2 separate regions of the Homo sapiens genome follow, and region 1 is linked to region 2. A link is a loop called in an ENCODE intact Hi-C map of the cell type or tissue named here. Cell type or tissue: IMR-90. All regions are shown on one strand. Each heading gives the region's core, and the rest is flanking DNA. Links, peaks and the distances in the headings are about the cores only.

The links. A loop is a pair of places that touch in the nucleus more often than their neighbours do. Peaks named below come from ENCODE experiments on the same cell type or tissue, not always from the same donor. Only the 100,000 strongest peaks of a DNase experiment are listed, where the experiment ranks them.
Region 1: it touches region 2 in a loop (16-fold over the local background); 2 of 110 quality-filtered maps call a loop at or near these places.

What each region holds. Positions count from the first base shown.
Region 1 is chr22:26,358,253-26,362,644 of GRCh38, forward strand. The region is part of intron 12 of SEZ6L (seizure related 6 homolog like); the gene reads left to right. It overlaps LOC124905096 (a long non-coding RNA gene), which reads right to left and starts at 2,773. Exons shown (of 3, transcript XR_007068038.1): 1 at 1-2,773. In IMR-90, for the core only: a CTCF peak has its summit at 2,346 (motif pointing left); a DNase peak (open chromatin) is centred at 2,359; H3K27me3 peaks cover 385 bases.
Region 2 is chr22:25,200,176-25,204,567 of GRCh38, forward strand. It overlaps CRYBB3 (crystallin beta B3), which reads left to right. Exons shown (of 6, transcript NM_004076.5): 2 at 1,202-1,296; 3 at 2,499-2,617; 4 at 3,588-3,720. The coding sequence starts at 1,222. Among named protein-coding and RNA genes, the nearest start is that of CRYBB3, 2.5 kb to the left of the region's middle. In IMR-90, for the core only: a CTCF peak has its summit at 2,349 (motif pointing right); no DNase peak of the experiment used is centred there.

The DNA of each region.
Region 1 (4,392 bases), core at 236-4,235, 1.2 Mb after region 2:
ATTAAATGGACAGCACTAAAAACCAGCACGTCCAGGTTTGTACCCCAGCCCTGCCTCTTACAAGCACCATGACTTTATACAAGCCAGCTTTCTCACCAAAAAGATTGAAAAACGAACATGCCAATCATAAATATAAAGGCTTTTAATGAATGGTGTGCTTGGCACATAGCAAGTCGTCAGTTAACATTGGCTGCTAATCACCACTCTGTTTCAAAGCTCCACTGCTTGTAGGGCATATTGCAAACCATTTGTAACTATTACTAGGGGACTTGATTTCGAGCTTTTTGTTCAAATGTGCTCCAGAAATGTACATTTTCTTCTATTGTTAAAGAGAGGGGAAAATAGAAAAAGAAAACAGAAACGAGAGTGGGTTCGTGAGTAGATCTATAAGGCCATCGGTCCAATTCATTTGCATTCCTGGGAGAGAACGGCTGGAGTTACACCAGTTGCAACCCGAATTGTTTAAAACATTCGACCAGTGGTTTTCAACCAGAGGCGATTTTGCTTTCCAGGGGACATGTGTAAATACAATTTCTAGAGAAATTATGAGTTGTCACAACTTGTCAGGGAAGAGGGGTGCTACCGGCTTCTAGCAGGTCAGGGCCCAGGATGCTGCTCAATATCCTCCAGTGCCCAGGACAGCCCCCACCACAAAGAATTATCCATTCCAAATGTAAAACCTGTCTAAGTTGAGAAAACCTGCCTTAGATGATCTTATTTCAAAGTGTGACTACATGTCACTGCCTAGCCATGTCTCGGCTAAGGTCCAGACTGTTTATGGGCAGAAAAAAATGGAGTATGGAGACATAAGCAACTCACTCAAGGTGGTGCAGCAGACACAGGCCTCCAGTTTCAAATTCAAGTTCCTATTCCTTTGACTCTTCTGCCATCTTCTAGGTGCTGAAGATACACACAAATGCCTTCCAAGAGCTGGTTCCTGCTGGGGAAAAATTCCATATGACATTGTTTTCAAACTCTTACTGAGGACTGGGTCAAAATTGAATCAGGCTGACTTGAAAGCTAGAGAATCCTCAGCTCAAATTGCAGCTCAGCCACTTCCTGCTTGAGGGGACTTTTCACCAGTGAGTTCCACCTGAGCCTCAGTTTTCTCATCTGTAAAATGGCTGCATGGTGCAGTGGTTAAGACCGGACTTGGACCACCTGGATTTGAATCTTATTTATACCACTAACTAGCTTGTGACCTTTAACACGTTACCCAACCGTTCTGCGCTGCATTCTCCTTGGATACAAAATGGAGATGATGACCAGGCATGATGGCTCATGCCTGTAATCTCAACACTTTGAAAGAACGAGACAGGAGGATCACTTGAGGTCAGGAGTTCAGGACCAGCCTGGGTAACCTCAGGGTCCTCAGGACCCTGTCTTCATAAAAAATTTTTAAATTAGCCAGGCATGATGGTGCACGCCAGTGGTCCCAGCGACTCGGGAGGCTAAGGTGGGAGGATCTCTTGAAAGGGAGGTCAAGGCTGAAGTGAGCTGTGTTCACGCCACTGCACTCCAGCCTGGGTGACAGAATGAGACCCTGTCTCAAAAATAAAAATAAAATAAAGTAGGAATAAAGATATAATATCTGTGTCTTAGGGTTGTTGTGATAACTAAATGAGTTCATAGATATAAAACACTCAGAATGGAATCTGGCTCAGAGAATGCCCTCAGTAAATATTGTAAATGTTGGCTGTTTTGGTCATGATTGTTATTACCTTCAAGGACTTTGCAGAAGGATTAGAAATAATATATGCAAATCATCTAATACAGAATGGTTGTGCAAATACTTTGGAAATTAATTAAATGATGAGTTAATATGTTAACCATGCCAGGACACCAAACCAGTGGTTCTGAGCCCTTGCCAAACTTTAAAATCTCCTGGAGAGTTTTAAAAAGAATACTCTGGGTGACTAATTAAATTAAAATACCATAGGGGCGGAGCCAGGGCACAGGATAACCCAAGGCCATTCTAGCACTTAGCCTGGGGGTCCTGCTCCTAGGTCGGCTGTCAATATCCTCCTTTACACCCAGGTCTAACGATTTATCCTTTATGCACCTTCCATCTCCCCAGGGCGAGGACAGTGTTTAGCACAGGTTTGGTATCAGGAAATACTTCTGGAATACATACAGGACTGAATTAGTGTTCAGTTACATGAAGGCAGGGACCATGTTCGCCTTGCTCATCATTGTATGCCCGGCGCATACAATGCCTGGCACACAGAAGGTGTCCAGTGAATATTTGTTGTATTAATTCATCTGTTAATTTATGAAAGAAAATTTCCGAGGAAAGGTTCATGGGGGAATTCTTTTGTGTCGCCACTGCCACCTGCTGGTCATTTTTCTGCACTGCAGGTAATACAGTAGGGATTTGTGTTCTCTGAAGGGAGCCACCAACGTCATCAAGAAAAAGCCTCCCCGACCAGGGGGCGGGAAAGTGAGGCTTCTCCTGTGCGCTTTCCCCAGCACAGCTGAGACCACACTGGGCTGTAATGACCCGGTAACTGTTCTCTGTTCCCCATTCGACTGAGTTTTGGGAGAACAGAAAACGTGATTCTCTAATTCACTGCTTCATACCCAGCTCCTAGCACAGGGATGGAACATTGGAGGAACAGAGTCTACGGGCTGAAAAAAAAACAAAAAACAAAAACAAAAACAAAAAAAACACGGAGAGTGTATTCTGGACTCTGGGAGTTCAAAAGCTATAAAGTGTTGTGCACCGGGCTGCACTTCCCGAGGAGTAGGAGTATTAGATACACTACGGGGATACCCACGCGGCTTTAAACAGTGTCCAGATGAACTTTTTGTGAGTCGTTTGGCTTAAGAAAATTAGAAAAATTAAAACTGACATGTGAAACCTCTGATTATAAGACTATTATTATTTAGAGTGAGGCTAAATTATACTGTGCAATCTAAATAGAAAAACAAGTCAATAGAAATTTTTAAAAATATATTACATAGGCCAGGTGTGGTGGCTCATGCCTGTAATCCCAGCACTTTGGGAGGCTGAGGCGGATGGATCACTTGAGGTCAGGAGTTCGAGACCAGCCTGGCCAAAATGGTGGAACCCCGTCTCTACTAAAAATACAAAAACAAAAAAAATCAGCTAGGCTTGGTGGCGCATGCCTGTGGTCCCAGCTACTCGGGAGGCTGAGGCAGGAAAATCGCTTGAACCCAGGAGGCTGAGGTTGCAGTGAGCTGAGATCACACCACTGCACTCCATCTTGAGTGACAGAGTGAGACTCTGTCTCAAAAAAAAAAAAAAATATATATATATATATATGTATTAAGTGAACAACAGTACAATTGGTATGAAAATATGACAAGAGTTTTAAAAGCCATAAAAATAATCAGTGTATATTGGGTGCTCACTATATGCTGCCCATCTCATGTGCGTGAGCTTGTTTTATTCTCATAACAACACCTTGAGACAGCCCATTTTAAAGATGAGGAAACTGAGGCTCAGAGAGGTCAGTTGTGCTCACAGACATACAACTAGGATGTGCATCCTGAGCCCTTGGACACTTGAACCCAAGCGCTCCTGCTCTGCAATTTGCCTTTAAATGAAATGATGTGAGGTCTTTCAAGAAATATTTACTGGGCACCTACCCTGTACCAGGTTGCCAAGGATGCAGCAGTGAGCTCAGCTGGGTTGAGGACCAAAGACTTCCTCAGGATATTTTCAGAGGAATCATTAGAATATGATTGGCACTGGGTTCTGTTCATTATACCATCTATGCTTATTGTAAAGTAATGCAGACCCACCCTGCATTAAAAAAAAATACATCAAAGCACAGGCTTTAAAAATAAAAATAAAATTCTCCCTTCCTACAGTCCATCCCCAAGGCACGCTCTGCAGGGTGAATGATTCCTTGCCAGCCCTCTTAGGTCTCATCCATAAACACATAATAGAGTGCTGCCTTGGAGGGAGCCCCATGATTGACTTAAGCAAGGCTTTGTGATTTGATTCTGGGCTCAAACACAGAAGCGTTGGCTGCATATCCATCCTGCTCTGGAATGCCAGGGGGCAAACTTCAAGTATACAGATGACCTTCAATTAGTGGAAGGATTAGCCTTGGCCAAGTGTCAGCTGAACCACTTACTGCCTCATCTCTGGGAGTCTTGTGGAAAGGGAGCTACATTCAAAATCTCTGCCTCTCTCGCTCAACTATTCCAACAGCCCCTTCCCTTGGCTACTTTAGGGGTCTTCTGCAGCCACCCAGGGTCTTCTGAGTTTCTCTCTTCTATGGCACCTGCCATTTTTAATTAAATTGTCCATTTACACATTTGCTTGGCCCCTTAGAGCATGCAGACCATGAGCTCTAGAGGACAGGAATGATGTCTGATTCACCTCCTCACCGCATTGCTGGACGCATTGCTGGGCATGAA
Region 2 (4,392 bases), core at 71-4,070:
TGGGCACACATGGTACCTGCCAAGTCCCCCGAGAGTCCCCTGTGAGCTGGACCAAGCCCTGTTTCCTGCTGAGGCTAGGAGAGACAGAACCGACAGCCCGCAGGCTGTGCATGGTTAGGCCCACATCCAGAGTATGTGGGCTGTGCAGCTGTGCATGCTGGGGTGGCCGTGCTGGGAGCCGTGGGTGGGTAACAGTTGGATGTGGGGTGTAGATGTAGGTGCCTTGTTTACCACTGTGGATGTCTGAAATGGGCAGGGATGTGTGTGTGTGAGGAGAGAGAGAGAGAGAGAGAAAGAAGCTGTCCTGTGAGCCCATGGGTGAAATATAACTGATAGTGACCATAGAAACTTTTGCGAGTGTGTGCACCTATGTGTGTGTGCTGACAAACAGAACAGTCCTGTGTGTGTCCATGGGTGCAACAATGATGAGAATCCTTCCATGTGACTGCGGCAGGGGCCTGTATTGCGTGTCACTGTCCCTGTAGCAATGAAGAACTGTCGGTGTCTGGGTCTTGAAGTGGCTGGTACACAGTCGTGTTCAATAAATGCTTAAGGAATGAGTAACCGAACGCAGGGAAACTGACCTGGAGCAGGTGTCCAACGACCTGGTCTTACAAGCCTTTTCTCTAGAGGTCTGTCTGTCCACCTCCCGACATATGGGGTCTCCTGTCCCTCCTGGTCACCCAGCCCAGAGCCTGGCACTGTGTAGGTGCTCATGGAATATTTGTTGAATAAAGTAACCAGTGAACAAAAGAGTTCCTGGAGTACGGAGGTGGGAGAGACCCCTGTAGAGGAAACTCCCTGAAGCCCACCCTTTAGCCAGGTTCTGGGGGTGGGACATCTGCAGAGAGCTCTGAGAAACCTGGGTTTCGGGGAGCATCTGGATCAGGGGAAAAGGGCACGGGCTTTGGAGCCAGGCCCGACCCAGGCCACTTCCTCACTGTGTGCTTGAGGAAGTGGCCTCACTTTGCTGAGCCTCAGAGTTCCCCTCTGTACAATGGGGCTCCTGATCCCACTGTCTCAGTCCACGTGGCCCATGGCAGGTGCTCAATGGATGTTTGCTGAATGACTGAATGTCGATCATAAGTTACAGCCACGCCCCATGGGCAGCAAGGCTCTGTAGCTCATCCTGGACTCCAGTCACATCAACACCTGGCTTCTCCCGGGTGGATCCAGTGAACCATTTTCTTTTGGTTTGAAGCCAGAGGTGTTCCTGGGGAGATGGCGGAACAGCACGGAGCACCCGAACAGGCTGCAGCTGGCAAGAGCCATGGAGACCTTGGGGGCAGCTACAAGGTACTGGGCAGGGAGGGGGTCAGAGGGCCCAGGCTACTCCTGGGCCTCAGGGTCATCTTCCCAGCCAAGCAGCACCTCTGCAGGAAGGAAGAGCCATCCTTCCAACCACCCAGGCCAGGACAAAACGCTCCGGGTGGGTCCTCTCACTGCCACCCTCCCGTTAGAAACTTGCTTCATGACTTTGCTGCATCTTCCCTCGTCTGCAAAACAGAAATGGTCACCCACATCCTGCCTGCACCAATGGATCAGAGAGGCCCGGGGGTTTCTGGAAACGGCTCTGAGCTCTGACTCTCCTGTCTGACCTCAGCCTGGTGTCTTGCCCACTCTGGGGAAAAGGGCACAGGGTTTGGAGGCTCTCTGGGCCTCAACAGCCCCATGTTTGAAATGAGGATGGTGCCCAGATATTGTGCCCAGAGTTGGTGTAAAGGCTGAAAGACATGAGTGAAGCCAGCTAGCAGAGGGAGGCACACTAGAAATCTGAGAGAAGGTTTGAATGTGTTGGCTCTGCCCTTTCCAAACCATCTCCGGGGTCTTTTTGGGAAACTATTCCAGACAGAGTCTAAGGATGGGTCGAATCCCAGTGCCTCCTCTTAACTTGCTGTGCAGCCCGAGGCAAGTATCTTACCCTTTCTGAGCTTCTTTGATCCCTTCTGTAAAATGACTAGAACAGATGTTCCCTGGGGATCTTCTACAAAGTCAGTTTGTGTTTCCAGGTGGGTGAGAGAGGCAAAACCTTGGTCTGCCTTTGCAGCCCTTCTCTTCCTAGGCTTGGGGCAGGCAGAGGTCTTCCCCGAGACTGCAAACAGGTGTTTTCATTTTTTTAAGGGGGAAATTTCCTATTAAGGAAAATACAGATTTCTGACCTCTCTTGAAAAAATTGGAACTGGGACCTCATTCCCTCATCGCCAGAAGCAGCTTCATTTCCCCACCGACCTCTCGGGTTATTTCAGTCCGCTGGACTCCCCACCTGGCTCCTGCTGGACATCAGAGTTGCAATCACTAGTTTAATTGGTCTCATTGAAGTTCCTGAAGGCGTTTCCCTCCATGACCATTAGAGGGCAGTGCAGGCCCACCTCAGTGCCAGCTCCAGGCTGGAGAGATGCAGAAAGCAGAGGGTACCTCCCTCTAATGCCCAAAGGAGGGGCAGAGGCTGGAGCTGGGAGCCTAGCAGAGGTGGGATGTTTAGGACTCTGCTCTTCTAGGTGATCTTGTACGAACTAGAGAACTTCCAAGGCAAACGCTGCGAGCTCTCGGCCGAGTGCCCCAGCCTGACCGACAGCCTGCTGGAGAAGGTGGGCTCCATCCAAGTGGAGTCCGGGCCGTGAGTACCTAGACCCCCAGTCCCTCGCCACAGCCCTGAGCCTTCTGGGAGTGTGGAGGCCCCAGTCTGAGCTCTAGATCTGTTGTGGGGCTTTTGACAGCTCCCCTGCCTTCTCTGGCCTCGTTTTCCGCATCTGTAAAATGAGAGTTGAAGAATTCTCTAGAATCCTAGATGTCTGCAGAAAATCCCAGGATACCTGAGGTTGGAAGAACAGCAAGGTCAACCTAGCACCTAACTCAGTGACTGGAACATGGGATTTAATATTTATAATTTTAATAATAATTGTAACACCTAAAATTTAACATGCATTATGTCATTGAATCGTCATGACCCTGTGACAGAGGTATCATTCTTATTCCCACTTTATAGATGGGGAAACTGAGGCCAAAGTTGGTAAGTGTCCCATCCATGTCCACAAGGCAGGCAGGTCTCCCAGCTGGGCCCTGAATTCCCGCCTTTGGATTGCAAGTCCAGGCTCTGGCACTAACCATCTGGGTGATCTTCGGCAAGTTGCTTCACACACCAGGCCTCTGTTTTCTCATCTGTTGAATGGGGATAACAATGGTACGTACTTCAGAGAGAGTTTTTATGAAAATGAATGGAATGATGCAAATAAATACATATTAATAACAATACAATACAAAGAAGAGGAAAAGGAAGAGGAAGAAGTCACTGTCACCTATGGAATACTTACTGTGTACCGGGCATTGTGCTAAAGACTTTTCTGGGTACCTTGCACAGAGGCTAGATTCTCAATAACATACCCTAGGATGGTTTTCTGGCCCAGAGTCTCAGACAGTTCCCGGTATGTCCTAGCAGCTCCTTTAATTACAGGTCCAGGAATTAGCAGTAGGGTTGGAGGGAGGGTACAAGGTTCAAGGTCAGCAGCTCTTGGACACTTCTCTCACTAAACTTGAATCCTTCCTCAGCTGCAGCAAAGGTGACCCAGCCAAGCCTCTTCCTCCCTCAGGTGGCTGGCATTTGAGTCCAGGGCCTTCCGCGGGGAGCAGTTTGTTCTGGAGAAGGGGGATTATCCTCGCTGGGATGCCTGGTCCAACAGCCGTGATAGTGACAGCCTTCTGTCCCTCCGGCCTCTGAATATTGTGAGTGTGGTTCCTGCTCACTTCTGGGTGTTCCTGGAAGCAGGGTGCACTGAGAGCTGGTCAGGCAGCTCATTGCACAAGCTGGGCTGAGGGTTTGGCCCATATGGACCTGGCCTGGGAAGGGCCCTCATGTTTCTGATTTGAACAATTGTGTGGGACAAGAAGTGGGATATTGAAGGGACATTCGGTTGGGGATTGAGACACCAGGACTCACATCTTGAATTAAACCAGCATAGCACTGGGACTTTTCTTTGTAACCGTACTAAAACGATGAGCCACATGGCCCAGTCTCAAATCAGTATTGTTATCAAAGAAATGCAGTCCAGGAAATAACTTCAGAAAGTAGCCAAAATACTTTAAGTTCTCCACTTGTGTTTTTCTAGCACCTGAAAGGGACACAGTCCACAGTGACACTTTTTATTTATTTGTTTATTTATTTATTTTTCGAGACAGACTCCTGCTCTGTCACCCATGCTGGAGTGCAGTCTTTCTCTCTCTCTCTTTTTAAACATTTTTATTTATGTATTTTTATTTCATTTTGAGTTGCAGTCTCGCTCTGTCACCCAGGCTGGAGTGCAGTGGCATGATCTCTGCTCACTGCAACCTCTGCCTCCTGGGTTCAAGTGATTCTCCTGCCTCAGCCTCCTGAGTAGCTGGGACTGAAGGCACATG